Regions from separate parts of the Homo sapiens genome. Here region 2 is linked to region 1. The links are chromatin loops, found by intact Hi-C in ENCODE. Cell type or tissue: MCF 10A. All regions are shown on one strand. Links, peaks and the distances in the headings refer to the core of each region. The heading gives the core; the rest is flanking DNA.

The links. Hi-C counts contacts between places; a loop is a spot of excess contacts. Peaks named below come from ENCODE experiments on the same cell type or tissue, not always from the same donor. Only the 100,000 strongest peaks of a DNase experiment are listed, where the experiment ranks them.
Region 2: it touches region 1 in a loop (5-fold over the local background); 2 of 110 quality-filtered maps call a loop at or near these places.

Annotation. Positions count from the first base shown.
Region 1 is chr1:240,277,888-240,294,632 of GRCh38, reverse strand. All of the region lies in intron 7 of FMN2 (formin 2), which reads right to left. Among named protein-coding and RNA genes, the nearest start is that of FMN2, 190 kb to the right of the region's middle. In MCF 10A, for the core only: no CTCF peak of the experiment used is centred there; DNase peaks (open chromatin) are centred at 8,862, 9,422 and 11,992.
Region 2 is chr1:240,680,196-240,696,940 of GRCh38, reverse strand. It overlaps LOC105373228 (a long non-coding RNA gene), which reads left to right. Exons shown (of 4, transcript XR_949320.2): 2 at 8,790-8,976; 3 at 10,166-10,307; 4 at 11,188-11,258. Among named protein-coding and RNA genes, the nearest start is that of GREM2, 76 kb to the right of the region's middle. RefSeq lists a silencer at 4,518-4,812. In MCF 10A, for the core only: a CTCF peak has its summit at 4,646 (motif pointing right); a DNase peak (open chromatin) is centred at 4,670.

The DNA of each region.
Region 1 (16,745 bases), core at 4,581-12,580:
TTCACTTGCTCCGCAAATACTAAATCCCATGAAAATGGCCCAGGCAAAGGTCAGAGAGAAACTGTGAGGTCTGTTTTTCACAGCCGAACTGAATGAATTTGAAAAATCTGCTTCATACCAGCAAAATAAGCAAATCACTCCAGTGAATGCTACATCCCAGTTTTATATCAATAAATGCTTAAATTCACCAGTATATCTAGGACCTTTGACAAAGGTGAAATTTAATCATTAAACAGATGGACTTAGTATAAAAATGATGGGGGCATTTCCTATTATAATTCCTCAAAATATTATAATCAAAGGATGAATCTTTTATATTGGTAGTGGTATTAGCACAGATCCTACCTTAAAAATCCATCCTTCAAATATATACTACCCATGGTTATACAAGGAAGAAGCAGGATAGATAATAGAAAAATCAGCAATATTTTCTTTACGCATTTGTTGCCTGGGGAAATTTGTATTGTATTTTGGAGTAGGTGTGCTTTATTACTTGCTTTAGGCATAGGTTAATACAAATCATTCTGTGTTTTCTACATGGATATTTGGTAGAAACAAGGTGAATTTGCCTTGATAGAATTTGTGCCAAGTAGCCAGTGAAGCTCTTGGGGAGTTAAAAATTTCCGGGACAAAAATCACCAAGTGAATAATCACAAACTGGATATATTTATTTTGATAAGAGGCATTTTACAATGTCTCTTCTCTCAAAGTTTCACATGAGACATTTTCTAGTTGACTCTGGCAAAATCCCAAGAAAGAATTTAAAAAGACAAGTGGGAAATCGAAGCACAGGATGGATAAGAAATCTAAACAAGGTAATTTAGCATTTGTATTTGGAGCTGGGAAGGGAGCCCAGATTCACCAAAAAATATTGTACCAAGTAGAATATGATACTTCCACCCTAATAATAATCCACTATCTCAATTTCCAAAAAAATTAGGTGTGAAATACATATCTAAGAGTAAGAGTCTCAGACAAATCTTATTCATTAGACCATATAAGGCAAAAATATCGTGAACTTTAATGTTTCAAAGTAGTAAAGGCACAGTCCAAATACCTTTGACTATATTTCAAAAATTAATTAAAAAGGATTAGCTAATAATTTTGCTGTGATAATATGTAAGAAAAGGCACAAAACCCAAGTAAAAACAGTAAATTTATGTATGGAATTATCTTCTTTCAATTTGTGCAGAGTCTAGCTCTTCAAGAATATCTTACAGTGAATCCAAAGGTTTCTGATTTTGGAATTCATCAGCTAGCTAATAATCCAGTAATTCTCTACATGATAAGAAAACTATAAAGGAAATGCAAGGGGTCAACTTGGTGTCAGATTTCATCCCCAGAACAAGGCAAAGAAACACAATAAAATCATTCATGATCAATTCAAAGCTCATAAAGTACACAGTTGTCCTTTGACTTTATCCATCATTTTAAACCATACTATTATACCCACAAGTTTTCCCCACATAAAACTTGTGAATATCCTGAGGTTTCTCATCTTTCTATCTCATGCAATGTCATATACATGAGATCGAAAGAATATTCTTAATAATGAATATCTTAATACATGTTATGTGCTCCTAAACAAGTTCTCAAAGGGTCCTAACCCATGAAATCTCATTTTTTACTCATCCACAGAAAATCTCACTGGAAAGCAGCACTGTTACTGTTTCTCCATATAACTTCCCCCTAGTTGACCTGAGAGAAATTAACACAATTCAAATGGGAACGAGCAGTTTTCAGGGCAAAATCTAATCATGCTTTTGTAGCCAAAAAGAAAGAAAGATTAAATACTGACAGATGAATGGATGCAGTGATAGAAATTCTAGACAGGAAATAAAGGTAAAAGAAGCAATTTGGGAAAGATTACAATTATCGAAGTGCCATACTTCCTCCCCAGTTTAAAAAGCATATGCTAACATTTCAGAAATCAGGACTTAGATCAAAATGTCTATGTTACTAGACGTTTAGTAGCATCTTCCATTTCTCCCTTCCTTAAAATCTGTGATTTGGTCAATGGTACATTTTCAATGGATGGAATTCTAAAATCAAGGAAATAAGCATTCCCAAATGTATTCAACAAATGTGAGGTGTTTCCTATACATCAGGGATTACACTAGTATACTAGAAGTGTTAACAGTTACTTGAGTAATAATGATTTGAAGTTGGAGCTATTTGGGTGGGAATATGCTGAATAGCCCAGCCTTGAAAGTCTGCAGACAACTGGTAATGCACAGAGAAGAGAATACCATGATCAGAGTTCTAGATCATGCTAAGAATGACTGAATGCATTTTTTATTTTTTACTTATTTACTTATGTACTTACCTACTTACTTATTTATGTATTTATTTATTTCGGTGGCAAAAAGATTCAAAGAAAAAACTCCTCAGAAATTTCTTGGTTCCAAGTCCAAAATTTCAGCCTTGTTTCGGAGGAAAGAACCTGAGTATTGAAATTATATCAAGGTGACAGTTCCTCCAAAGGGAATATTATTTTTACAAGATGCTGTTTCCTGATGTGGAACAAACATAGAACATGGAATCGAACTAAACTAAGTTTAAATTTAAATTTTTATTTGCTGCTGCATTACTTCAAGTAAGTTACTTTTTATAAGTTTCAGTTCCTTTATGGGGCAGGGGCAAGGAAATAATGGAAAATATTAGCCAAGTTTTGGTTTGGGGTTTTTGTGGGGCTTAGAGGCAATAACAAGTAAAAGGGTCTGACATGTAGTTGGTTAATGTTACCTCCCCATGCCAACTTTTCACATAAATTCAACTATTAGAACATCCTTCCTGCTCAAGTGAGCCTTGCTATGAAGCCCAAGGTTAAACGAGTTGACTTTTTTTCAATTTGTGTTTTAGCTTCCCCGTGTATCCAAAAAAAAGAAAAACAAAAAATCCATTCCAACTGCATCTACTGAGGGATGGAACCTTTACCTGAATGATAAACCATTAGAGTGAAACAAGAGAGCCTGGTACAGAACTACCTGGGCTTCTTCATTATACTCTGTCTTGTTTATTAGCATTTAAATGATTAAGCAGAAGACTAGATTTCAGATAAATCCAAAATTTAAAAGAATATTCAGTGATAAATGTTTAGTTCAGATTACTTTATTCTCTAATATTCAGCAAGGTGTTAATGTGATTACATTTCAGATTGGAGGTCAGATATCTCACACTCATTTCCTCCTTGCTGCTTTAAGATGCTGAGTAACACCCATCCTTGTCTGCGACTCTTTACAATTCCCACCCCCACCCACCCCCTGCAGGTCTACAATGCAGTTTTAATCACTTTCTCAAAAATATATATAAATCAATTTAACCAGGAAGCATCTGTTCTGTTTTTATGTGAGTGGGTTCAAGGAGAAAGGTGTTGAGAGGAACTATAGACCTTTTTTGCACATTAAAAGATTATTCACTTATTTGTCAAATATGCTACATTTCCAGGATTAAAACAACGGAGATATTTACCACTTCCTTTAAACAACCTACAAATGACCACGTGTTACTAATCACTCCAGCTGGATGTGGTGGCTCACGCCTGTAATTCCAGCACTCTGGGAGGCCAAGGCAGGCGGATCACCTGAGGCCCAGAATTCGAGACCAGCCTGGACAACATGGTGAAATCCTGTCTCTACTAAAAATACAAAAATTAGCCAGGTGTGGTGGTGCATGCCTGTAATCCCAGCTACTCGGGAGGCTAAGGCAGGATAATCACTTGAACCCGGGAGGTAGAGGGCCTAGATCTACCTAGGCCAAGATCTACGTGAGCCAAGATCATGCCTCTGTACTCCAGCCTGGGTGACAGAGCCAGACTCTGTCTCAAAAAAAAAAAAAAACAAAAAAAAAAAACCAAACAAACAGACATCACTCCAGACCAAAATAGACAACAATTCTTGTCTACGATTTTATCAAATGCCAATGTCTAGATAGAGAGTAGAACATAGTAATCTTTCAGGCTTTCATACCAAATGGCTGTGTGTCTTTGATCAAGACACTAAACTTCTCTGAGACTTTATCAAGTGGGATAACTTTCGTTTATAGCATATGCTTATCATGTGGGGAAAATAAGTAATTATATAGTAGAAAAATAATTCAGAAAGGCTTGGAATAATGGGTGTGATTAATTTTAAGGTGTATGTTACCTGTAAACACATTGGTTCAGAAATTAGATTAAAACTAGGTGCTAAATTAAAACTAGGTTCAGGACTAAACATTTGCGTTCAATAGTTAAAAGTTAATTTCACAATAGCTATTCTCATCATGAACTCCTCCGGTACGAACTTGCTCCACCGGTATGAGCTCGCTAAGATCCAATGTCATTGTTGTTAAAGCATGCTGTTAAAAAATGAAAAATGAAATGGCCTGTTTTGGAAGTCCAATCGTCAATTTAACCTAAGATATTTAAAATGTCTCAAAATGTCCAAACAGAAAAAGAAATCTGTTTTCTTTTGATTTTAAGATTTTGATCGATGACTGCATTACATTAAAAAAATAAAAGAATAAAGCAATTCAAAACAACCAAGCATTATAGACTCAACATAAGAAACAGTCCCACTCTTGACTGTGCGCAGGCAGGTGTCTATCCTTGGACACTTGGTCTTTGCTATTAACGTGTTCTCCTCCGTGGCTGCCTTTGTCAGCACCAGAAATGTGGTACATGCTTCTTATTCTAACTTACTACAAATGTTGAATTACCCACAGGCTAGAGAGCAAAGTAATCTATCTGTATGAATGTTTACATGATAAAATGAATCCTGTCTCTATACTTTCAAAGAACTGCACAGAAGGGAAAGGACTTATTTTAAATGTGCCTTAAAAGGAACTCATTTAAAACAAAGCACTTCAACAAAACATTATTAGACAAATTTGTTGATCTTTCACATATTTTGAATAGCCAGATTAAGTAGTTCACTTTATTTGTGTAATCCCTTTTTTTTAGAGAGAGACAGAGTGACAGGGTCTCACTCTGTCACCCATGCTAGGGTGCAGTGGTATGATCATAGCTCACTGCAGCCTCAGACTCCTGGGTTCAAGCAATCTTCTCATCTCAGCCTCTCCATGTGGCGGGGACAACAGGTACATGCCACCATGCCCAGATAATATTTCTATTTTTTTAATTTTTTTGTAGAGAAAAAGGTCTTGCTATGTTGCCCAGGCCGGTCTTGAACTCCTGGCCTCAAGTGATCCTCCCACCTCAGGCTTCCAAAGTGCTGAGATTGCAGGCATGAGCCACGGTGCCCAACCTATTTGTATAATTCAATATGATAGGATTACTCTTGTTGAATGCAACATTTTAAGCTATGGAACAGTGTTAGTACATGCCTTACATTGATATTTTTTAAAATCAGGGATCTGTTGGATGAGACAGGACTGGAGCAGTCTCTCAGGGCTGTGCTTGATGGCCCCTTCCTTTCATAAGCCATGAACACTTATCCCAGCCACTGCAGTCACCTACTTTAATCTTTCCTGTGTGACCTGCTAAACTGGTGGTAAAGATGCCCCAAACTAGAAAATCTCACAGTGTTTATTACCAAGTGTGTTATTCATTTCTGCAGGGCAAGTTACACCAAAGCTTAGGGGCTTACAGAGCACACATGGATTATCTCACACGTTCTGTGGGTCACAAATCCAGGTGCAGCTCAGCTAGGGGCCTTTGCCTCAAGGTCTCCCATAAGACTGCAATCACAGTGTTGGCGGGGGCTACGGTCTCATCTGAAGGCTCTGCAGGAAGATCTGTTTCCAGCCTTACTCACAGGCTGTTGGCAGGATTCAGTTCCTCAGGCTGAGGGCCTCAGCATCTCACTACTGGTTGGCTGGAAGTCTGACTCAGTTTCTTGCCAGATGGGCTTCTTCATAGACAACTCTCAAGGTAGTTGGCTTCCCTTAGAGTGAGACAGAAAGGGCATACGAGACAGGGCCTCCTTCTCTTTGTAACCTTATTTTGGAAGTGACATCCCATCACCCCTGTTCTGTTCTATTCTATTCAGTGTGAGTCGTGAGTGTAGCCCACATATAAGGGCTAGGGAATATCACAGGGCCGTGAGTCTCAGAAGGTGGGGATCTCCAGGGACCATCTGAGGGGCTGCCCATCACAACACATTGCTAACCCATGGCTCTCTGTTCCTTGGACTTCAGCTTCCAACTTGTGTTGCTCTATGGGTCTCTACCTTGTGTTAATTTCATTAATTCGAATGTTTTTATTCTCCTATTAGGCTCTAGGTTGACAAAAGACATGGAGAAGCATCATGATTCAGTGGAAAGAAAAAGTGCACTAGTCAGGAAGGCTGGCTTCTGGTTTAGGCATAACCTATCAAATCAGCTAAACCTCATCATTTCTATAAATAGAGATCATATGAGATACGTTCTGTAGATATACAGAGACGTGTGAGACAATATGGACAGACCCTTCCCTCCATAATTACATGGTCATGCTTCATTCACTGTTGTATCCTTTCTCTATCTAGAAGAACCCAGTACACAAAAGACTTGGAAAAACATCTTTCTCGAATGCTGAAAGGCTAAAACAGGCTGAGGTTAGCAATTCCTGAAAATCAACTCTGCCTTTAATTTTACTGGATAAACTGACCTTTCTTTGAGATCACTCTGATTGTCCTTTCATAAATAACTAACTTCACTCTAGCTGACATCATAGCTCAAAAATACAGAACACAAAGATAATATGTCATGTCACATTGCCACCTGATGGCACTGGAAGGCAGTGGGGCACAGTGACCACACAACTTATTATCTGCATAACCCAGAGAGTCTCAAGTTCCTCATCTGCAGAATGGACCTAATAAGAAGAGGACCTGCCCTACAGAGTTCTTGCAGGAGATTAAATAATAAAAGTCAAATGCAGTGCCACGCACAAAGCAAACACTCAGAAAATGTTGGTTGTTGTGATTATTATTACGGCCCATTTCACATTCCTATAATGGAAAATGTTTTTTTTAATCTCTCTCCAAATCAGTATCTTAGATTGAGAGGTTTCAGATGAACCAGGTTGAAAACATTCTCAGCAAAAAGAAAAATGACAGTTTCAGTTGTACTGATAGTAACATAGAAGACTAAACAAGTAACCAGAGGGAAGCCATTAACACTAATTTGGGTTAAAGTACATGGAAAGAGAAGTAGAGTCAGCAGAAGCTTAAACACAAAATGAGTACAAATCAGCCCATATTTACGGTTCATGCCCTCTTTTCACTGGCAGAGTATAAGGGCTTGAAGAAAGCATCTTTACCCCATTTAAAATACAGAAGCCACAGGAAAAGCTTTGATGAAGTTAGCTTTGCAAGCTGCTGAGAAGCAAAGACCTTTGTTTGAGCAGACACTCATCTTATGTAGCAGAGATCAGAAGCATCCTCTCATTTAAGAGTCAGGTTTGTCATCTTACTCTAGCTACCAGGAAACTACATTTTGTAAGAGATCTCTCTGAGGAACTGCAGGGAGCATGTCATTTCGACTTTAAAATCAGGACGACGAGGACATGTAAGCAGTTAATTTTTGTTTCACTGTATATTTCAGTGAAATAGAAACTTTTACATTTTGGGGATGCGTAATTGAAATGTATCTGACAGTATTTGTTATCTCTTTTGTAAATGTCCTACAAAACATTTTGGGAATCTGGAGTTATACACACTCCCCCATCTAGAAGAGCTGACAGTATAGTGAAGTAGAAAGACACATCGACAAATAACTACACAACAATTACACCACAATAAAAGCACAAGGTAGAGCTTGTGCAAACAGCAGAAAGAACTGCGTTGTCAGGTGTAAAAGATCCTCAAAGTGACAGAGTTTGAAAGTGAACGACTACTAAATAGATGGTCTAAATCTTAATAGCATCACCTAACATTCAGATTGCTTCATTCCATTTGCACTGTGATATGTATTAATACGTACTGCTGGGAAGCATCTCTGATTAAGATGGCACAGGAAGTACACACATTTGATTTTGTTCTCTCCTGAAGTTTCACTAAAGCTATAGTAAAAACATATTTAAAAAAGTAAACCCATAAGGACTGGAAGAAAGAAGATGAGATGACAGCAACAAAATGTGGAAGCCAGCTCTACTCAGTTTCGTAGACCTTAAAATGATAAAACCATAACTTTCACTGAGAAAACTGAGCACCAACCCTGAAGGCCAAGGAACTGGCAACAGGCACTTGTCCAACTGAGGGTAAAGCAAGGAATATCAGAAACAAGGAGCACTGGATGAATGCTGCCAGTCAGTCAGTTACATGCTCATTCTGAAAAAGTCCTTCCCAACTTCATCAGGTTGATTTTCTTGAGAAATTAAATCTAAGTCTCTGGACAAAGACACAGCAATCACAATTGTAGGATAGGTTGCTATGCTGAATACACAGGGACCATGTGGAGTACTGCATGTTGAATACAAAAGCCTCCATACCTCCATTCAGCCCTCCTCCCCCAATTTAGGGTCCAGAACACTGCCAGACAGGCCTTTACACCCCAAGCCAGAAATGGGAAGTCTCCAGGAAATCTCTCCATCCCAGGAAAAAAGACCAAAAGATAAAGACATGGGTGAATACCCGACAAAAAACCCACACCGAAAATGCTACACTGAACTCAAAGTCCAAGAGCCCAACATGAAGACTCAGGGCTTCTCATCACCTTTTAGACTTAAGCAAGAACAGACAGCCAAGGATCAAATCATCTATGGGAAGCCTCTACAAGGGATGTTAGAAACCAGAGCGGGGGAAAAAAAGGAAAAAAAAATAAAGCAGTAAAACTCTTCCAACTCCTACAAAGTGTCGTCAATACTTGTTGTCCCCACCTTCTTCTCTGCCCATCACTTCCTAAACCCACTCATCAAGTCTTTGCTCTGATTACTGAGTCACCAGTGTTTTAGATCTTGTGAAATCCAAATGCACATTTCTCAACCCTTGGCAGCATGTGACACAGTTATAAATTCCTTCCGATACACGTGCTAAACATTTATCCTAGCTTCCAGGATACCACTCTCTCTTCCTCTTCCTCCTACTTCTAATGTTCCCCATTCCTCAGTCTCCCCTGCTGGCTCTTTCTCTCCCTAACCTCTCATTTTTGGAATGTCCTAGGGCTCACTACTGCCACCCTTTCTTACCTCTATCTACACTCACCGCCTTGGTGGTCTCGCCCAGTCTCACGGTGGGCTTGAAATACTCCAGCACTTTCATCTCCAGCTTCCGACCTCCTTCCTGAACTCCTCACTTATAGAACCAACAGCCTTCTCAGCATCACCACTTGGGTGTCTAACAGACAGCACACTCTATACATGTTCTTCTGTCTTACATGACGGAGCCTCCATCTGCTTGGTGTTCAGAGGAACTGTCCTTAATTCCTCCCTTCCCCTCACCTTCCACATCCAACACATCATGAATCGTGTTGGCTTCACATTCCAAACACATCCAGAATATGACTTCACCTCACCACACCCACCCCTACCACCCCATTCTCAGACATTCCCGATTATTGCCTGCAATTCTTGCAACACCCTCCTAATTGAACAAAATGTTTCTTCAAACAAAAAACAGGGTAACAGAAAAACCCAATAGAAGATTTGGGAAATACATGTGAGAATTTCCCAAAAGTAGATCAAAAAGGAAACGAAGAGGAAAAAGCCAAGAAATTTAGACAAATTTAGGAAGGCCAACATCCAAATAACAGGAAAGAAAAGGTTGACCAGTTCCTGAGAGTAGATCCCAGCGAGTTAAGATTAACAAAAACCATAGAATCACGTACTCCCTCTGACCATATGCCTGCCAGATATAAAGCACTTGGTTCACACTCTAGCCCAGCCAGAAGCTGTGTCCCTGGTGATCCTTCTGTTCACAGAACTTACTCACTACATTGCCTATTAGTTTTTACGTTTTTAAGGACCCAGAAAAGGTCCTTAAAAATTTGAGGGACTCTGAAGCTAGAAGACAGATTACAACTTAGAAAGTTTCTCTGCCTTTCTTTTATAATCCTTCATCTAATAGTAGAAATATTTCCCTCTTCTTACCTAGCTAAGTTTGTGTTTGTCTTTAGGTGTTAAAAGACAAAACAATATAAAGTTGAGGAAAAGTTGTGTAGATGGACAAAGAATTCCAAGAGTGGACAGCTGGGGAAGGGAAAGTGCTTTTATAGAAGCTATCATCTGTATTCTAGTGGAATTAAAGAGAAATAAAAACTGAATTCCAATATCTTTGAGTTTATTAGGAAGTAAAATGAAAACACAGGGTCTAGATGAGGGGGAAAATGTCAGTCATTCCTGACTGTTTGTTTCTAACTCAATCCTCCCCCCCAGCTTAAAAGATTGGCTCATATTAGGGAGTGATATGGGCATCTAGTTAGAATATAGTGATGAAGATTATTTGAAATATGAATGAAATCCTGACAATTACCCACATGACAATATGGCCAAAGTGCTAAATACATTTGAATCAGTTAAAAAATTGTTTTCAGCAGTAAGTAAAAGAATATCTGAGTAGATAGAGACTTGAACAAAGCTAAGGTAGGTTGCCATTGATTCAGGGGATAAAATATGTTAGGGCCCAAAATTTTTAAGTGGTCTTCACATGCCTTTTCCTTTTCCTCACTTGGAACAATTGCTGCTACTGTACCAGCCATCACTTTCACATTCCAGGCCAGACGAAGGAGGAAAGAGGAAAGCAACAAGAAGAAATGCACAATGCCGATGGATCATAAATTTTTAGGAGACTTCTACTTACATCTCACTGACCGGATCAGTTTCCTATGGTCACCTGGAAGGAAAGGGAAACTGGAAAGTATGGCTCTAAATGTGGACGAACTGCTGTTTCTAACAAAATAGCAATTTCAAGCTCCAGTCTAAGTAATCTCCAAAACACTCCATAAATACCAAGGCTCATGACTTTCCCTACCTTTGGATTCCACCCTTTAACATTAATAAAAGCCATCTGATACACTCCAGCTACTCCCTCTATTGTATAAAAGTATGTGGTTGGTCGCTCCAAGAAGATTTTTAAGAGCCTAATAGCAGGGATCTTGTCTTAGACATTATTGTATCATGCCAGAGTGTCCTGCATATAGCAGACAACTGAAGAAGTGTGTAATGTGAAAAACAAAAGTCATTGCTGAACCTCCAGGGAAAAGTCATAATAGGTAACCTTAAGAAAGGATGCCACCACTCACACATTTGCCTTATTGGCTCCAGAAATGCACAAAGGCCGAAATGCCTGAGAAAGTGAAAGCCAAATAAATACTGGCATAGGCAAAAATCCCTGCTGCAAATGGTAATACAAGCATGAGCCTCTAAATAGTAATGAGGAGAGGAACTGCAAAGAAAAGAGCAACAGACAGACATTACTAGGGGAAGAAGCCTCCTTTTCCTCCTCTGCATCTATAATCTGTGGTGGATACAAAAGGCTCATTTTTATTTTCAGGGCTGCCTTAATTTTTATTTATTTCAATTACTGTTCTAATTAATCTGCTGAGAAGATGTAAGAAGGAAGAAGAAAAAAAAGAAAAACACAGCTTGGCAGAAATGCCTAGAACTATCATCCCTCAATCTTTATTTGAAACTCAATAAAGCATAGAAACCTTCGGGAGGTGCATGTCACTGTGCAACTGGATGTGAAAGGAGTCAAGAGTCACACCCAGCATTGTTTTCTAAGGAATAGAATGCTGATGCATCAATCTCCAGCTGAAAATCTGCACACCTGGGCAGTTACATTAAAAACTTCCAAAATGTATATTACATAACAAAAATTTTCTAAAGAGGTAGCCAAGCAACTTTTAAATTTGTGTTGGATTTTGCTTGGCTTAGTTACGTGAGCATATCCAACAGCTGATGAAAACTCATATTTCAAAGGAAGGAAGACACTTGCTACCATATTCATCGGAACATTTTACACTCGATGATAAGATGAAAGGAAATACTACTTGCATTCTTTCTGCATCTCACCACTAAGATGCTTGGGCACCTGGAAACCTGGGGCCTTTGAGTATGCACACAAACGTGGGCATCTTGCCAGAAGACGTGCTGCCAGGCATTCTTAACATACACCTGAAACCCTGCACACACGCTCGTGAGTAATATTTCAAGTAATTCTGGATTATCTAAAGACCATGATAAAGGCCAGTTAAATGGCACATATACCAACAGCATTCTTCTTTTGATCCCAAATTTAAATAGTGGCGTTCTATTCCTTGTATTTGTAAGACTTCTAAATTTTATTACTCTCTTCTGATTAAAAGCTCTAGTTTAAACAGTAACATGTTTACTGAGAAGTCTTAACTCACCAATATAATAACTCAAAAGTTGTGGTTTTCTCCAGAATTACATGAGACTTAGACCTTGTGTTTTGGATTTAGATAGACCTGAACTAAAAACAGGGCTCTGTGACTAACCAGCTGTGCATCTCTTGGAGAGACTTGGTAAGCTCTATGAGCTTTGGTTTATTCACATGGGAAATAGACATATCAGTGGTAATGTTATTATCCCCTTAAATGGATATTATAAAGATTAGAGGTAACTCCTCTATTGTGTGGAAAACAGTCCTTGTTATAGCAGGCACTCTAAAATGAAAGGTTCTTCAGTTTTCGGTCAATGTCTAAATAGCACATATACCTTTGTAGATATATTTGCTCTCATAAAGCAAAATATAAATTAGAAAATAAGACTATAAGTTTCGTATTATTGTTTGGACCTTAAAAATAAAAGGACAGTATATTCAAATCACGCATCTATATACAACTGGGCTAATTCCCAATTTCATGAACCAAAGTAAATGAAGATCTGCTTAAAGAATAATGGAAAAATGGGTTATTTTCAAACCAGCAGTCAGTGTATAAATTGCTCTACAGTAAGAAATGCACAAATACAGTACCTTAGAGATATTACCAAAAAATGAGTGATATTGTGTCATTTGTCCTTCCTTTATTGCGTATTTTAAATTTTGCTAATTAAATGGTACGACATTGAAAGGAGACCATTTATTAAAAACTGTAAGACAAAAATGTACTCTCGAGAGACATGCTTTTAAATATCAGAAATTAATGTAATAATTACAAAATATTTTTATTCATCCACAGAGAAGACAGAATATCTTCTGGAAAACATCATTGATTCATTGAACAAATATTCAGAATTCTAATTCTGAGCTAGGTACTCTTGTCCGCCCTGAGGATACAGCATAAACCAGACAGACACGGTTCCTGCCCTAGTAGAGTTTACACCTTGTTATCAAACAGTTAAAATACCATATGTCCTAGGAAGGAAGAAAACTGCATTTTTTATAATATCCTATAATTTAGAAATCACTTTAATTTGTACTATCTTCTCTTTTTGAACAGTTTAGCATGATGGAGCTTTACTGTAAGATACAGACAATAAAATCCCAGAATGCCATAGACTTTGCACTCAGGCTACATAAAGAAAGGCTTTCCTGCAAGAAAAAACTAAATCCCATACACAATCCAACACTGGTACATCTCAAGCATACTTGCTTATACAAGGTTAACGACATAAGTTACTGATTAAGTCGGTAGGCTTCATACACCTATGGGCCTTGTTTATAAGAGCTGTACAAGTTAAATTGTTAGAGAACAAATGCATTTTGTTTGAGTCAGTATGTCGCCGTCTTGTCTAGGCAGGAGGGAAAAAAATGGATACCAAGACTGTGATCCTTTTGGAATAAAATCTTTAAATGCAAACATGATTACCATTGTAGACTGTTTAATCTAGCGATATTGTATTTCATTTCTGTTTTTGGAGAGGTTTGTTGATTTGACCACACTGGGTACGACTCGGCGCTTATCTCAACTGTTTAGATAAGATTTATTTGACTTTGGCAGGTGACAAAATCTAGGGTGTGGAATAAGGGAGGTAGAAAAAAGACGGGTATATTCCCAGATAGTGTTTATTTTAAGCATAGTGTATAGATGAGCAAAGAGTTTCAAACAACGCACTGTACTTTATGTAAAACATCCACTGTCTGTTGAATGTTTTCCGTAAACCAGCACTGCAAAATGTCCTTTATTGGGCATAACAGATTTCACCTTCTTGCTTAGGTAAACATTTATGCTCTTGTAAAAGAGGGCTTAGTGAGTTCCCCTGGAAATAGAACCCTAACTCTGGGATCACATTTTGCCACTGTTTTCTAACACATGCTCTAAAAGGGGCACAGTGATAAACTTTATTTTGAATGTAAGCATATATATTGCTCCATAAGTCCAGAATCTATCAGAAATCTAAAATGTCTTATGCCAAAATAACTTTCATACCAATAAGAATCATCTTTTTTCAGTGTAGTGCTACACAAACATGTCTCACTGAAAGAAACCTAAAACAGAAAAGCTTGAATTATAAACACAATGATTATAATCACAATTTTAAGGGAAAAAATTTTCCTTTTTAAAATAGTTCACCTAAAACTTCATTTAAATATTCAACTTCTTTAGTATATGTAAACATTTATATATTGGCAGACATGCTGAGGTAGGGGGAAGAACTAAGAAGTTTGGTCACTAAAAATTAAAAATTCATAAAAAAAAGAAAACTCAGTTGTGAATTTGTAACATATGACTGAGAAGATCAGAGCTCACATACCAAAATTAGACATGTTAGGGTAATACCTTCCACTGTACTACAGAGATCACCTTAATCAACTTGTATTTCATTACATTTCCAATATGTTTAAAAACATGAAAAATCTAAAACCCACATATTTATCACCCTCCCTTTGGAATAATTTTGTTCCTATTTACATCAACATGTAGTTAATATATGCAAAAATATGATACACTGGTTTTTGTGTATGTTGAGTCATATTTTGTTATTTGTTCAGTTAATGAAGGTTTCTTTTTTCTCTTCTGAAGTATATGTTGATGTGTAAAAATTACTTTAATGTTTCCTTGTCTAGAAGAATGAGGAATTAGTTAAATATGGGGAGGTGTTTCAAATATTAGGATTTATCTGATGTGCTTTTAATTAATAAAAAGTTGCTTCTAAGTAAAATAAATACTTTTCAAATATAAGATAGAAAGGCCTCTGTTCTAATTCCTCCACTCACATTTTTGAGTTCTAATTAAAGTTCCAGAGGTGACTGGTGCCTGGAAAGTGGACTGCTAAGGGAATTTTCCTTCTATTTACTGTGCTGTCCTCACACTTTCCATTCTCTCCAGAGTTCAGTAAGTACCACCTGCTTCTTACAGTGATGTCTTCACAAAGGAGATTATCAGTTTTGCTTTTCCCAACCCCAACCTCTTCCTCCTTCATTGCTTTAAGTATCCAGTGACTTTCAGCATTTCTGCAACTGCAGAAATGAGGTGTCCCACACATTTTGATTTAATTGAGCAAGATGTATCTGTCCTCTTCTCACGGTATCAGAATTTTTTTTTCATTAAAGAAAACCATTTTTATTGTCAGAGCTTCCTAACATCCTTCAATCGCTCGTAATATGTGCAAATAGTAAAAATATAGGATAGGCATCACTGTGTTAAAAAGCTTGCATGGAAACCATTGGTTGGAGGAAGGTTTAACCTACCTCAGGCACCGTGAATTTTCAGCACTGACGTGTCCATCATATAACACTAGTTTCAAGTCTCTTCTCTTCCCCCACTGCCCAACTAGAACAAAATTACAGTTCGAGCTCAGGTTGCTCTATGAATAGTAAATGTCTCTTCAAGATTCCATTCAAATAACTGGACTAAAATTTAGGAACTTTCTCCATAGTCCCACACCTACTGGCTTGACAGGCCAGGAATCTCATTCCATCATTACAAAAATCTGCTATGGTCTTTTCCTTGGCTGCTCCTATACATAAATAATCCCATGAAAACTGAACCAATAAGAAGTAATGCAGACTTCAAATTTCACAACTTATACATATAAAGATACTCTGGTATTTTCATTTGTTTCTTATTTTCAAGATGTGCAAAGTCAATCTAAATGTATCTGTGTAAGGGAAATCGTTGCTAGTGGCTAAAACAGTTTAATAAAGCCCTTAAAAGTTAATCTCAGCTGAAGTTATGATCCTCATTGTTAAAGAAGAAGCAATTTCCTATTAATAAAATTCCTAAGGAATATCAAATCTCCTTCCATTCCTCGTCTCTTCTAGCTGAGGAAAGAGGAGAGTAAGTGGATTTGTCCTCACCTGCCAGGCTACCACAAAGGAAAACTCAACCTCTCCCCCAAATTCCTCTTTGGCACAGAATAAATGAGTTAAAGTCGAGGCTAAAAGTTAACTCCCCAGACTTCATCGTATTTCAACACTTCGAGCCTTTCACTAAGTATTCTGAAATTACTACTCAAGAGTATCACAGATGCTAGAAGAGTCACGTCATGTCTTTGTGACACCCAGACCTTGTGCTATGTGCAGCAGGTGATGGGAATACAGCACTCCAAAGATCGTGACCAAGATAATGACAACTGACCCTACAAATGCTCATTCCAGACACTCTGCAGCAGTGAGGCCAGGAGCCCCAAATGCCTGTTTATATAGTTATGAAATAAACTTTTAAAAGTGGGCACTTAGCAAGAAGCATTAATATATGCACAGTGTAATAGGAATCGGGGTTCATTGGACCACTGATAAGTACATTTGAATTAGAAATAATTCATCTCAAAAGTGTAAAGTATGCATGTTGGTAACTATTCTAAACATTTCAAATATTTCAAAAAACAGTAAAGCCTCTTAGAATTTAAATAAACATTTGAGTTCCATTTTTAACGAACTCAATATTTTTAAGTTTATTGTTTACCAGACATCTAAATA
Region 2 (16,745 bases), core at 1,142-9,141, 410 kb before region 1:
CTCAAAAAAAAAAAAAAAAAAAAAAAAAAAGAAATCATCCCTTACCAACACCTTTAGCTGATGGAAAGGGAAATAATGTACAACCAGGTTAAATAATGTATTCAAAGCCATATGGCCTCTGAGTAGCATTGCTAAGAAAGATTTATATGGCTCTTCCATTGTATCATGATGCTATTTTATTGTAAAATGCAAAATTAGAGGTGTAAATTAATTTAATCTGATTGGTTAAGTACTACATTGAGTTTAGCATCCACACATTGCGTCTGCTATGGCATGCCTTGATTCCTTATATCAATATCAACTCTTAGTTTAGCTCATTAATCTAGAGTACATTTAGCCCAGCTTCTACAAGGCCAATCTCTTTACCCCAACCTTGTTGCTGGCACTGTTCCACTCAGGGATGGATAGAGAACAAGCAAGCAAATAATGCTTTTTTCAATAACATGTCTTTGTTCTTTCAACACAGGCGAAGTTATGTTACATAAAGTCATTTCACTGATATATTTCAAGTTTTCATGGGAATTACAATTTCTCTTTTTTAAAAATGTCCCCGCTGACTGCACTGATAGGGAATTAAAATTTCTATTGGGTAAATTTAAATGAAGGGGAAATTGACAATGACATCACCTGGTGGGAGAATTCAGGGACACATTTCAAAGCAGCCTCATGGTAAATAGGTTACCAGGACCTCAACTACATAACAGAGTAATTCTGAGATGTGTTAGAATACATCAGTATTGATGCTAAATCCAATGTACACTAAATCAAATCCTATAAATATTGATTGATCTCCTGCCAAGAAGACCTCTTAATCACTGTGATACGTTGGCAGTTTTGAAAATGGCATAATAGGCTGGGCGTGGTGGCTCATGCCTGTAATCCCCCCACTTTGGGAGGCCGAGGATGGGCGGATCACAAGGTCAGGAGATCGAGACCATCCTGGCTAATATGGTGAAACTCCGTCTCCACTAAAAATACAAAAAAATTAGCCGGGCATGGTGGTGGGCACCTGTAGTCCCAGCTACTGGGGAGGCTGAGGCAGGAGAATGGCGTGAACTTGGGAGGCGGAGCTTGCAGTGAGCCAAGATCGTGCCACTGCACTGCAGCCTGGGCGACAGAGGGAGACTCCGTCTCAAAAAAAAAAAAAAAAAAAAAAAAGACAATGGCATAATGATGGGTAGAGAAACTCAAATAGAGACATCCAGAAAAGAATGGAAAGAGTCAAATTTCCCCTTGTTTCCAAGTGCTAGAGCTCTTTACTAGTGAACGTTAATCTGTATGGCAGAGAGTAAAGGGCACACTCAACAGGTGGCATTTCTTTCAGGATCTAGTGACATTTTCAACACCAACCCTGGTGAAGTGGAAGAGGAGGTCAAGGAGTGCGCTCCAATGGCAGTGGCCAAGTGAGGGGTGTCATCACCCTAAGAGTTTCATGAATGGCAGTGCATATATAACTCCACGCTGATTTATGGCCACCTTTAGAGGCCTCATGAATATTACCTATTTATTCCTTCCTTGGGCTTCCCACATATCTAAACTTTGGGACTTGTTACCTTGTACTGCGTTCATTTATGTGCCACCTTCTTCATTTTGATGGTGAAAACTAGGTCTGATTTGAGGGAGGGTACATCCTAGGAGTCAATTCTTTTGGTTCTAGAGCTAGATAATTTTGATTCAAATCCTCCTCTGACATTGATGAGAATGTGATATCGGCCAATTCACACAACTGCTCTGTGCCTCAGTTTCCTCATCTTTATATATTTGAGTAGTTGCTAGGAGGATTAAATAAATTTATATATATATTAAATACATTTATATATATATATGTATATAACATTTAGAAGAGTGCCTGGCACATGGTGAGAGGTAAGTCCTCCATAAGGTAAATTATTATTATTATTATTTTGTGTCAATGAATGTCATAGCAGTAATTTTATTATTTTAATTTAATTTAATAAAACCCACAATTTTTAATTAGTGATTAGTAATTATTTTAATTAATGATGACATGTATTCACACTTCACACAAATTCATAAAGAATAAATCATAGAGGTAAAGCTATAATAAATATCACATTGCAAATACACAATTAGCAACATGAAAAGTACATGGAATTTTTGAAGCATGAAGAAACTTGAGTGCTAACTCTAAACAGATAAAGCATCTGTTTATCTTGGATAAGTCTTTTAAACTTTATAAAGAATAACTATGCAGAGATAACATTTAGTACTTAAGAAATAATAAATTTACATGACTTTCTCTCTCTTCCTGTGAAATAAAGATATTAGACCAGATTATTACTTCTTGCTAAAAGATTCAATGACTCTCAGACAGGAGATGAAAATATAATAACAATTGCCTTGGGTCTCCAATCTTGACACATACTGTCTACAGAATTTGGCACACTTTGTTGCTGTCCTCTATTATAATATATGTGTTTGAATCTTTTCTGACTATCTAGTTTAAGACTGGAAACCATTAATTTAACTTATTAATTCAATGGACATGTATTAAGCATCTGCTATATCCAAGTTAATAGGATCTGGAAATACATAGTGACAAAAGCAGTCTCTCGCCTCCGTGAGTTTACAGTCTAATTGTGAGAGAAGCGTGAAAACAAAGAGTTCAATAATCATTACATATCCACAGTGGAAGTCTATACAGAGCACAATGGGAGCACAGAAGAATGAGAACGTGTTTGCACTGTGAAATGGCCGTAGTAAGTAAAAGTTTCACAAAGGAAGTAAAAGCTGTTTAGATTTTTATCATTCTCTTCCCATCAGTCCCTATTATACTGCTGGCACTTTTTGAAATAAGCAGAAACCTAATATGCAATTTCCAAAGATTGTCTTTAAAGATGTACCTTATTGAATACATGTGGATATATAGCCTAGGGCACATGCTACACCTTCTTGTCACTAAGTACGCACATTGCAGGAGCCTGCCAGTCCCAGCATAGTTTCTCATTTCCACTTCATAACACTGTCTACAAGATTTTACAAAGAGATCAATTGCTCATTACGTTACTGGTATCTTGTCCTCAGTTTGTCCCACATGCAGTGAGAGAAATATTTTATACCATCCTATGGAAGACTGAGAATAAAAAGAACATATCCTTGCTGTAAGTTAAACATCTAAAAATGGTATGATTCTTTTCAGAGTGTGCTGCCAGATGCTGCTAGATACTGGGTATGTGGCCAGAAGATGTTAACCCAACACTAACAGTCATATAAATCATGATTCCCCAAAGGTCAGATGCTACCACTGCATGGTTATTTTCTTCAACTTACTCTGTAGTCTCTCTTATAGAATTTGTAAGGTTTATGCTGTACACATTATGGGACAAAAGGTCTTTATCTCATGAAACAGGGCTAGGCAGTGAGAAACCCAACGAGAAGGGCAAAATTAAGATTTCCTACGGATGTCACCAGCAAAGTCATTATTATTGAAATTGAATAAATGAATGGAAAAAGCAAAACAAGCTCTGAGTTAGAAAAATAAATTACACATGGCCAAGCTCAGATTCATTCCTATTACCTACAATTAGAATTTTTAAAAATTGAGCCTTCCCTTTGAATTTCCAAAATTAGTAGGAAGGGGGAAGTGAAAAGGCCATTAAAGGAAAAAAGGAAGAGATCAGAGTTTTGAAGAGACCATCAACAGATGTTGTTTCAGAAATTGGATTTGGAATGAGTCCAAAAGGACTATTTCTAAGACAAGAGCTAAGTAGACCATGGGTGAATTTCATCTGATGCATTTCATCTGAGCATTGATACTGGAAGACACATTAGAGAGGGCATCTGGAAGTTAGCTTACCAAAAGGAAATAGGATCACTTAAGGAGTCTAATAATGAGCAAAAATAAAGAGATTGAGCTATTGGAAGGAAGGCAGAATCATGTGATGGTTTCTTTAGAAAGTCTTGATCATCTTTAGATGTATATCTTAGAGACTCACTCCTAGAATCTTACACACCAGTAATTTTTTTTTTTTTTTTTTGAGATAGATTCTCACTCTGTCACCCAGGCTGAAGTGCGGTGGCGTGATCTGCAACCTCTGCCTCCCGGGTTGAAGCGGTTTCTGTGCCTCAGCCTCCCGAGTAGCTGGGATTACAGGCGTGCGCCGCCACGCCCAGCTAATTTTTCTGTATTTTTAGTAGAGATGGGGTTTCACCATGTTGGCAAGGTTGGTCTTGAACTCCTGACCTCAAGTCATCCACCCACCTCAGCTTCCCAAAGTGCTAGGATTACAGGTGTGAGCCACCATGCCCAGCCACACCAGTATTTCTTTACCCTCTATTTTGATCCAATGTTTATCCAGAAGTAGTTCAAGATTAAGAAGTAGTTCAAGTGAGCAGACAACTTGAATTCCATTGAGCCTAATCTATATTTATTTTCCCTCCATAGTTACAATATGGAAAACATAATCACGTAAGTGTAAAGGAAAGTATATTCTACGTCCTGAAAAATCACTGTGGTTCATTCACGCTGGGAAAGGTGGCCGCTTTTCTGACATGAATCCGTAGCTGCATTATCATGGGGGTTTCCTGGGTAAAGAGGAGGCTGCCGGTCTCTTGCTTCCCCCACTTTTCCATTTTTTCCTCTTTTGCAGCCAGCCATGGTCCCATGCTTGCTAGCAACAGAAAGTACAGCAGATGGCAGCAAGCAGCTGCTGCATTTTCCAAACCTTGGTCAGCAACTGTTTTCAAGCCAGCACAAGGCAGGTTGAATGGAGGCAAAGATGGATGTGGATTTGTTAAGAGTCCCCCGTCCTCCATCTCTTGTTCTGTCTCTACCTTTCTGCCCTGCCCAGTGATGAGCAAACACCTCATTTCACAGAAGCAGAGCAAACTGGAAACAAGAGGAGGAGACAAAAGCTGGGGCTTGGCGGGACACACTGAACTGGACTCAAGCCTGAAGTGACCTAGTCAGGCGTGGTATCGATGTCGTGGCAGATCTTCCTTGGCCTCCGTGGGCTGTTGAGCAATTTCTTGGACCCACATCTGTGAATGCTAATCCAACACCAAACAATATTTTGCAGAATTATTCCATCCACTTTGCAACTTCCAGCTTTGTAGGGGCTTCACGGGGGCTGCAGGTAGCAGGAAAGACCTGAGGGTGAACTGCGTTGTGCTGAGAGATAAGCCTGGATTTTACCAATTCAGGCTTGGCAGACCACATCAGAGCTGTCAAAAGGCTATGAACTGCTCTGAGCTCCTGCCTTTAAACTTGCCCTGTTTAGTTCAGCTCAGAAGCCTGGAATTTGTGAAGGTAAACAATTCTTATCCCATGGATAAACTGGATAATGCAATTTAAAATACAGACGTATATTCTTCAGACAAACGTAACCGCCCTGACATTAATGGGGCCATTTATCTATGTTGAAGTCAGTAAGCCATAAGCACTGTCAGTGATGTGGGGATTTGGGGATTTGATTAGTTTTGGGTTTCCAGTGGCTTAACAGGAACAGAGGGTGCGAGGTGAGGTAGCTGGTCTTATCTTCTTGAGTTATTAGATAACTTGTGTTCTTTCTCCTTTGTGCTAAAACCTAAAAGGTAAATTTGTTCTTTTGTGTTTTCCATAATTCAACAGATTGTTAACCTGGTTTATTTTTCATAACCAGCAAATTGTACCTATGCTGATCATTCAGTTTTGTGGTCAAATATTACAAAGCTGGGTTATGTAAGCTTATATTTTTCATGAAATCAGCCCTATAAGAAATTAGGATTACAGGTCCTAACACTTTTTTCTTTTTGAAACGGAGTCTCGCTTTGTCGCCCAGGCTGGAGTGCGGTGGTGGGATCTCAGCTCACTGCAAGCTCCGCCTCCTGGGTTCACACCATTCTCCTGCCTCAGCCTCCCAAGTAGCTGGGACTACAGGTGCCCGCCACCACGCCCGGCTAAAGTTTTATATTTTTAGTAGAGTTTCACTGTGTTAGCCAGGATGGTCTCGATCTCCTGACCTCGTGATCCGCCCGCCTCAGCCTCCCAAAGTGCTGGGATTACAGGTGTGAGCCTCCGTGCCCAGCCTACAGGTCCTAACACTTTAACTTCCAGAGTTCAAGATTATTAAAGTAACTTCAATACTGGACGGCATTTGTAAGCTTTACGTGCTCCCAGCTGGTTCGTTGACATGGAGTTCAGACTTGCATGCAATCACCCTTGACTATCTTTGGCTGTCCTTTCTCAGAAACAGGGCAATCATCTTAACAAAAACCTGGCCAATAGATTTCCAAATGTTGCGTTCATAGAAAGAACACTGGTTTTGAGAAAAACTTTCACATGTATTTTCTTTTCCCTTCTCTCTCTTTTTTTTTTTTTCAGACAGGGTCTCGCAGTGTTGCATAGGCTGGAGTTCAGCGGCATGCTCACGGCTCACTGCAGCCTTGACCTCTTGGGCTCAAGAGCTCAAGCAGTCCTCCCATCTCAGCCTCCCAAGTAGCTGGAACCACAGGCACATGCCACCACACCCAACTAATTTTTGTATTTTTAGTAGAGGCAGGGTTTCGCCATGTGTCTCAGGCTGGTCTCAAATTCCTGGGCTCAAGGGATCTGCCTACCTCAGCAACCCAAAACACTGGGTTTACAGGCATGAGCCGCCGTGCCCTGCCTCAAATGTATTTTCAAGTGGAGCAAAGTTAAGGGGCTCACAGTCACTTGAAGTTTTAGCAAAACTTGGGAGTAAGCGAGAATGTTCTCTTAAGCAACTGTTCTGCCTCATTGGTGGGATGAGCCATTTGGCTGCCTCTGGTTTCCCACTAGCAAACAGTAACTGATTGGGAAGATGAACAGGATTAGCTAAATGATTAATCTCCATCTGCTCTAATACATAAATTATGAAATCATACTCATCATACCAATTTTTGCCAATTCAAAATGTGAACCCATTGGCAAAAAAAAAAAAAAAAAAGGAAAAGAAAAATTTCCAGTCACCGAGAGATGTTCCACTGTAGTCTTTCAAAATGTTTTTAAAACAGTTTGAAAAATCTTACTTTCAAAGTTTGAATTTTATCCCAGTCCATTGTCCTCCTGCCCGACTGTTGACAAATCATCACCACAGGGGATCTGGTGAGAAAAACATGGGTGGCCCTAGGCTGGTATCTGGCCAAATCAAGTATACATTTGGCGAATATGGCCAGACTGTAGGCTACCTAGGTGGCTTTGTGGTCTCATGTGATCAAAGTCGGGGATAGATTAAGGAGACTAGATCTTTCTTTAGTAGATGGAATATAGCAATTCCAATTACTGACATCCTAAAAGCTTCTCTGGAGATGCAGAGCAAATTCTCTATACATTTAATGTTTTCTACATTAAAGGATATTTTGCTTCCACAACTGAAGTGAATTATGGAAACAAAACCTCCTTTAAGATAAGCCTGAAATTATCATTGTATTTGACAATGGGAGGAAAAAAGCTGAGACGTTTTCAGAATCTACCAGCAATGCATCCCCCAGAGAATACACAATTTGCATGAATCCCCCTGAGCTAGGGAAGCTGAGGATATCTGAAAGAGAAGGGGGAAAATGTATTTTAAAAGCTTCCCAGAAACAGATTAAGAGTTAAGAAAAAGAAAAATCCTGTTAACAACTGGAATGGGCAGACACCGCTCTGCCAGCCTTAAAAGAGTCAGATGAGAGGCCAGACACGGATTTCTGCTTTTCCGAAAGTCACCCAGACATAGACAAGGATAAAGTAAAAACGAGAAATGTAGAACAACATGATCCCTTTATTTTGATAATTTAGAAAATAAAAAGAAATGATTGCAGTGTAGGCAAGCAGCAGAGGCCTAAAACTTCAATACTTTACATGGAAAAGGAGACTGGAGGTGTTTGAAGAAAAAGCAATTTCAATTGCAGTGGCTTTTAACCTTTTGGGAGCATTGAATTGCCTTGAGAATCTGGAAAATGCTATGCATCCTCTTCCCCCGAATACAAATGCATGATTTTCCATTCCATTCATGAAATTTCACTCATAATTATTTTGCACGTATGACAGGTTAATAACTCTTACACAGAATAGAGTTTCTGGCTTTGTTTTGTTTTGTTTTTCATCTTTTTGTTTGGTTTGTTTGGTAATGAGTTTTGCAAACCTTGGGAAGGTAGTGTGAGGCAAGGTTATTGGTGAGGGAAGGTGATTAACTGTGTTCTAAATAAATAGTAGTTATGGTGAATCATTTCCCTCCCATCCTACCTCAAAGAAAAAATTTGGATAAATAAAATATGTACGAAATTACAATGACATACCAAGAATGGTGAATTCTTAATGCTCCTCAATGTAAACTGGCATGTAAACACATGGACATTTTTCTTGCATCTCTACTTATTGGTTATATTTGTTTCAATCATTAAGATCTTTGAGACTGGGCGCGATGGCTCATGCCTGTAATCCCAGCACTTTGGGAGGCTGAGGCGGGCGGATCACCTGAGGTAGGGAGTTCAAGACCAGCCTAACCAACATGGAGAAACCCTGTCTCTACTAAAAATACAGACTAGCCGGGCGTGGTGGCGCATGACTGTAATCCCAGCTACTAAGGAGGCTGAGGCAGGAGAATTGCTTGAACCTGGGAGGTGGAGGTTGTAGTGAGCCGAGATTGTGCCATTGCACTCCAGCCTGGGCAACAAGAGTGAAACTCCATCTCAAAAAAAAAAAAAAAAAAAAAAGATCCTTGAAAAGCATCATATCATTCATTGTGTCTTTCTTATGTCTTTTACTTAAGACAGTTACCTGGTGTGGCATGACACAATATCTCCCAGCCTCTAAAATATTATTTCTCAATCATATTTTGCCATAGGAATGATCTTGTCTGGTCACATTCCAGAAGCAGGAGGAAAAAAAAATAGCATTTCTGAAGCCAATGAGTGCCAGTCACTTGAAGATGGTAATCTGAACAGGAAGAGCACTGTGACTTACTACTGTCCTTCAGAGAAAAAGGAAGAGGTGCACGTCACAGACGGGAAGTCAGTGAACCAGAGGCAAAGGTACTGAAACTTTATTTGGCAAATATGAAACATCCGTTGTGCCAAGAGCACAGATCCAGTTTTTGCAAGATGCAAATTTCATGGCAAACAACAAAAGCCTGAAGAACCACTTAGCTAATAACTGACTTCGTACTCAGCATCCCTTTTCTGTTTTTCTGCTGTGACAGGCCTTTATTGAAAGCCAGAATATATAGATCAGTCAAAACCTCAGAACAAAAAGGTAGTGGGCCTGAGCTCAGAATGTCAGGCAATTAATGCACTAGTGTTGGCATCAGCCTCCAAATCCTTGAAAATATAAAATACTTGAACACTCGTCTCTCTTATGAATGAGTTCCCCATCATATATTGGTTTCCTTAATGAAGATCAGAAAGGAGTTTCGGAAAATGATATGCTTAGCCAATTTAACACCAGCTGTTTGATTCTCCAAGTTTCCTTACCCTAAATGACTTTACAACAAAGTCAAGTAGAAACGCCGCTGAACAATCCTGTCATCCTTTCCTCACCCTGGCCGAATGAGGCTTTTTTTGGATTGCAAAAATTGATTAAAATTAAAAGACATCGTTTAATTAATCTTCTGTGCCATGAGACTCCATCAGGCTGTCTACAAAGACCACTGGGAGGCTGAGGATCACTTGAGCCCAGGAGTTTGAGGCTATAGTGAGCCTCAAAGGGTCTCTGCACTGCAGCCTGGGTGACAGAGCGAGACCTGTCACACACACACACACACACACACACACACACAAAGACTTTTAGCCACATTTCCAGATTTCAATGTAAATGGTACTTGGGGAATGCTTTTTGACCCAAGAAAGGAAACTAGGTCTGAGTGTTTATCGTTTGTAGATTGGTGAATAGATTCAGAAAAGCTAATAACACAAATTTGAGAGTGGCATTTTGTGGGCATAGATTTCACATTAAAACTGAGACCAAAAGACTAGTGTCTGTTATCTTGACATTTTGTGGAGTTAAAACTAAGGACAAAGGCTGTTTAGAGAGCACAGCGGTGATCTGTACTTATGAAATTTAGTGACCCTCAGTTGCTTGGCAAAACTACAAAAAAAAATTGTGACCTGCTTTTTATACAGGTGAATAAACAATTCAGGTATCAAACAATGAACCCCTTGATTTCAAAGGACAGTGATGTGTTTGACGATAAGAGACAATTCCTATAATTCTTTTGTATTCCAGTGAAGTTTATAGCATGAACGACTTGTTTTTTTGGTACAATCCTGTACATTAATTGTTACCAGCACGTATCTCGGAGCTCCTGTCCACACAATAGTCATTACTAACACCTGAGTTGATCTGCACAAGGGCACGGATTACACGGGTAAGTGAAATAGCATCCACATTCATCACCGATTTCAGTTATGTCTAAGAATATAGGATCAAATTTTTATGTTCAGACTATAATCAAAAAATATTTCTAGAGGATACTTTGTTACTATACAGGTGTGATAGTAATCAGATTATCTAATGACTATAGGAAGAATTGTGCTTTCAAATTAAGGAACTGGCCTGGGTGTCATGGCCCACGCCTGTAATCCCAGCCCTTTGGGAGGCCAGAGTAGGAAGATCGCTTGAGACCAGGAGTTTGAGGCCAGCCTTGGCAACATAGCAGGACCTCGTCTCTATTTCTAAAAAAATAATTTTTATATACATATTTTATATATATTATATATATTTTTATAATATATATATTTTTAAATTTAGGGACTGGCCCTTAATTTAGCAGTGATGTCATATAAGGGAACAAAAATCACATCATTTGAAGTAGCATAAGAAAAAAAATGGCTCTGCTACTGTTTATAGGAACATTATATATGAGTGTATATATAATATTTAAAAAACATATTAAAATAATGTTTTACGTCTGTAAGTACAGTATATGTTGCTATATGTTATATATATGCACACATATATACAGATTATATTACATGTATATATGTATACATAATATATAATCATGTTATCTGTATATATACATGAAATTATATTATATATAATTTTATCACTGCATTACTTATATCTTGGCAAAATTTTATTGAAATATAACTCACACAAAGTGCATAAATGCTAAGTGCAATACAGAGTTCAGTGAATTTTACAAAGTGAATGCCTCTGTGAAACCACCCCCCAGATCAAGACATAGAATATTAATAACACCTTCAAAACCTTTCTCATGTCTATTCACCTTTACTACCCTATAGAAAAAGACAAGTGTTCCCACATTTTCTATTACCTGGAGAAGATTCTTCCTTAAATGTTAGAAGAATTGGTGAGTAAAAAAATCTGGGCCTAGAATTTTGTCGGGGGAGGGATGGGAGTAGTTTGTGGAAAGGTTTGTCAGATTTTATTTTTCTTCTTATTTTGATTTTATTAAATAATCCTTTTTATTTGAAGAAGTGTGTCCATTTGACAATAACTCTTTAAATTTTGGTGTAAGCTGCTCATTAGATTCTTTTATTAACTGCTTTAATATCTGTAGGTTTTGTGGTAAATCTGTCAATTTGTGTTTTTCTATTTTTATGATATCAGTTTTTCTAGTAATTTATATCTTATTAGAATTTTCAAAGTCAACTTTGGCTTTATTGATTTTCTTTTTATTATGTTTGCTGTTTGATATCTGCTGTTAGCATTATTTCATTTCTTATTTTTCTTTGGGTTTAATTTGCTATCCTTTTTCTAGCTTATTTGATGAATATTAGACTTTTTTTTTTTTTTTTGAGACAGTCTTGCTCTGTTGTCCATGCTGGAATGCAATGGCGTGATCTCGGCTCACTGCAACCTCCACCTCCTAGGGTCAATCAATTCTTCTGCCTCAGCCTCCCAAGTAGCTGGGAATACAGGCACCCACCACCACACCTGGCTAATTTTTGTATTTTTAGTAGAGACCAGGTTTCACCATATTGGCCCAGCTGGTCTCGAACTCCTGACCTTGTGATCCACCCATCACGGCCTCCCAAAGTGCTGGGATTACAGGTGTGAGCCATGGCACCTGGCTGAATATTAGACATTTTGTAGATCTTTTTTCTTTTCTAATATGTGCATATATATTTCACTCTAGGCCTTCAGATGCATCCCTTACATTAAGTACCATTTCTCGTTATCATTCATTTCAAAATATTTTCTTATTTACTGATATTCTTTTTTTTTTTTTTTTTTTTTTTTTTTTTTTGAGACAGGGTTTCACTCTGTCCCCCAGGCTGGAGTGCAGTTGCACGATCTCAGCTCACCTCAACCTCCACCACCCGGGTTCAAGTGATTCTCCTGTCTCAGCCTCCTGAGTAGCTGGGATTACAGGCATGCACCACCATGCCCAGCTAATTTTTGTATTGTTAGTAGAAATGGGGTTTCGCCATGTTGGCCAGGCTGGTCTCGAACTCCTGACTTCAAGTGATCCGCCCACCTCGGCCTCCCAAAAGTGCTGGGATTACGGGCGTGAGGCACCACGCCTGGCCAGTTGTTTTCTTTTCAATTTTATCCAGCTTTCATAGCAGTTCCCAATATGGGAATTAGTTTGATTGAAGCCATGTCCTCATGGCTAGAAGTAGTTTCTTCTTCTTCTTCTTGTTTTTTTGTTTGTTTGTTCTTTGTTGTTGTTGTTGTTTTGGTTTGTTTGTTTGTTTTTCGAGATGGAGTCTCACTCTGTTGCCCAGGCTGGAGTGCAGTGGCACAATCTTGGCTCACTGCAATCTCCGCCTCCCGGGTTCAAGCAGTTCTCCTGCCTCAGCCTCCTGAGTAGCTGGGATTTACAGGTATGGGCCACTATGCCCGGCTATTTTTTGTATTTTTAGTAGAGAAGGAGTTTCACCACATTGACCAGTCTGGTCTTGAACATCTGACCTCAGATGATCCACCCACCTTGGCCTCCCAAGGTGCTGGGATTACAGACGTGAGCCACCACGCCCGGCAGAAGTAGTTTCTTCAACCAGCATTTAAACCTACTGAAGTTTCACAGATTCAATTCTTGTTCAAAAAGTTCTCCTCCTTTTAACCTCCTAACTGCTATGGGAGAAAGCTGCTTCCCTTCCTTCTTGGCCTTGAGTTTGGCCTTGTGGCTTTCTTTGGCTTTGGGGATATTAGCAGACATGATGCAAGCAGGGACTTTCGACGCATTTGCTTGGCTCCGCATGCCTTCTCAGTCTCTTGCTATGCCATTGGAAGAGCTCGCCTAGTTGGCCTGCTGCTCCAAGAAGGATGAGAAACATGTGGAGCAGCTTCCTGACCAATCCACAAACCTACAGCTTAAAGCAGAACTGCCCGGCTGTGCCCCCGGCTAAATCGAGAAACTCAAGCCTTCCCACAAACTCATGAATGAGCTCAGCCACACACAGCGGAGTCACCATAGCCAACCAGCATGTCCTGGAGAAATAAATTACCGTGGCTTTAAGATACTGATTTTGGGGGTGTGTGTTATGTACCATTATTTCAATAAGAAGAAAATACTAACGGATACACAGGACTTCTGTTTTAAAAGTTTATAACTGCCCTCCCTCCCACCTACAGCATAATCAGCTTTCCGTGAACATACCTTAGAAAATGGGGACAGTTGGCTGGGTGTAATGGCTCACGCCCGTAATCCCAGAACTTTGGGAGGTCAAGGTGGGCACATCACGAGGTCAGGAGTTTGAGACCAGCCTGGCCAACATAATGAAACCCCGTCTCTACTAAAAATACAAAAAATTAGCTGGGCGTGGTGGCGGGTGCCTGTAATCCCAGCCACTCGGGAAGCTGAGGCAGGAGAATCGCTTGAACCCGGGAGGCGGAGGTTGCAGTGAGCTGAGATTGTGCCACTGCACTTCAGCTCTGGCGACAGAGCAAGACTCCACCTCAAAAAAAGAAAGAAAGAAAGAAAATGGGGACAGTGAGGTCAAGGGTACGTGCACGTTTGACAGCTCCACACTCCGTTCCTCTCTCTCTCTCTCTCTCTTTCTCTCTCTCTCTCTCTCAATACTGGAAACCATTATTCTTTGGCAGCATAAATTCCAGTGACACAAATACTAACACGGACATTTTAATCAATTTGTTCTCACTAAAGGGGGAAAGCTGGACTCAATATTCAAGATTCATTCGTTCTATATAACACTAGAAAAATAAAAGAGTTGGACAAAAAGACAGCAAGGCAATCTTTAGTACCGCTAACTTTGAAAAGAGAAGAGTTATTGTCCTAACATAGTAAGAAAATTCTTATTCCACATGTATAGAGATTAACTATGTTAACACAAGTCCAATTTTAGCCCACTGATGTGGAAAAATGCAAATCAAAAATCTGGACACATTCTCTTGCGTATAGCATGTCTGAGAATAGCCTGACTTTTGAAACATAGTTGTTTCTCATAAGTGCAAATAGTAAACTGCCTACAAGCCAACGAAACCACATGGCACCATTGGCATGATATATATATATATATATGTAAAAAAAAGGTCACAGTAGTGCTGGACTTTAGTAGGTTTCTTGAATTGGAAAGACTAAATGTTACCACAAATACCGTTAACAATCTCCTATTTGAAGACAAAGTGTGCCAATCATAGAATCCCTGACAAAGATTATTGCTCACAATAGGCCCCAGTATTCCTCAAAGGAATCTAGTGCTTTTGCCAAAGCACGAGATTTCAAATACAAAACAGGCCCACAGGAATCCTAAGAGTTTGGACTTAATGAAAAAAAAAATTCAAACAATAAAACGCAAGCCTACATAGGTTTGGTTTTTTGTTGTTTGTTTGATGGGGGGCAAATAAAGCACATTTAATAAATTGTCAATTTGTTTTAAAAATTTCTTGTTATAAAATAATAAAGAGCATTTTGAAAGTCGATGTTTTAATTTTTAAGTTTACTTTTATTTCTTTTATCTCCTGTTTTATTTTCAGGGTTACATGGGCAGGATGTGCAGGTTTGTTACATAGTTAAACGTGTGTCATGGGGATTGGCTGCACAGATCATCCCATTACCTATGTATTAAGCCCAGCATCCATTAGTTATTCTTCCTCATGCTCTCTCTCCTCCCACCCTCAACCCCGACAGGCCCCAGGGTATGTTGTTCCCCCCTGCATGTGTCCATGTGTTCTTATCATTCTGCTCCCACTTATAAGTGAGAACATGCGGTATTTGATTTTCTGTTCCTGCCTTAGTTTGCTGAGAATAATGGCTTACAGTTTCATCCCTGTCCCTGCATAGGACATGATCTTATTCCTTTTTATGACTGTATAGTATTCCATGGTATATATGTACCACATTTTCTTTTTCCAGTCTATCATTGATAGGTATTTAGATTCCATGTCTTTGCTATCATGAATAGTGTTGCAGTGAACACACGCATGCATGTATCTTTATAATAAAATGATTTATATTCCTTTGGGTATGTACCCAGTAATGGGATTGCTGGGTCAAATGGTATTTCTGGTTCTAGGTCTTTGAGGAATCACCACACTGTCTTCCACAATGGTTTACCTAATTTACACTCCCACCAACAGTGTAAAAACCTTCCTTTTTCTCCACAAACGCACCAGCATCAATTGTTTTTTTGCTTTTTAACAATAGCCATTCTCACTAGTGTGAGATGGTATCTCATTGTGCTTTTGATTTGCATTCCTCTAATGATCAATGATGTTGAGCTTCTTTTCGAATGTTTGTTGGCTGCCTGTATGCCTTCTTTTAAGAAGTGTATGTCGAGGCCAGGCGCAGTGACTCACACCTGTAATCCCAGCACTTTGGGAGGCTGAGGCGGGCAGATCACGAGGTTAAGAGATCGAGACCATCCTGGCTAACACGGTGAAACCCCATCTCTACAAAAAAATACAAAAAAATTAGCCAGGCATGGTGGCGGGCACCTGTAGTCGCAGCTACTCAGGAGGGTGAGGCAGGAGAATGGCGTGAACCCGGGAGGTGGAGCTTGCAGTGAGCCGAGATCGCACCACTGCACTCCAGCCTGGGCGACAGAGCGAGACTCCGTCTCAAAAAAAAAAAGGAAGAAGTGTATGCCAGGCACTGTGGCTCACACCTGTAATCCCAGCACTTTGGGAGGCCAAGGAGGCCAGATCACGAGGTCAGGAGATCAAGATCATCCTGGCTAACACGGTGAAACCCTGTCTCTACTAAAAATACAAAAAATTAGCTGGGCGAGGTGGCGGGCGCCTGTAGTCCCAGCTACTCGGGAGGCTGAGGCAGGTGAATGGCGTGAACCCAGGAGGCGGAGCTTGCAGTGCGCCGAGATCACACCACTGCACTCCAGCCTGGGCGACAGAGCGAGACTCAGCCTAAACAAAAAAATAAACTAACTAACTAACTAACTAAATAAATAAATAAATAAATGTGTGCATTTATGTCCTTTGCTAATTTTTTAATGGCGTTGTTTTTTTCTTGTAAATTTAAGTTCTTTGTAGATGCTTGATATTAGACCATTGTCAAATGGGTAAATTGTAAAAATTTTCTCCCATTCTGTAGGTTGTCTGTTTACTCTGATGATAGTTTCTTTTGCTGTGCAAAAGCTCTTTAGTTTCATTAGATCCCATTTGTCAATTTTTGCTTTTGTTGCAGTTGATTTTGGCATCTTCCTCATGAAATATTTTCCCATGCCTATGTCCTAAGTTTTCTTCTAGGGTTTTTGTAGTTTTGGGTTGTACATTTAAGTGTTTAATCCATCTTGAGTTGATTTTTGTATATGGTTTAAAGAAAGGGTCCAGATTCAATTTTCTGCATATGGCTAGCCAGTTCTCCCAGCAGCATTTATTAAACAGAGAATCCTTTCCCCATTGCTGATTTTTGTCA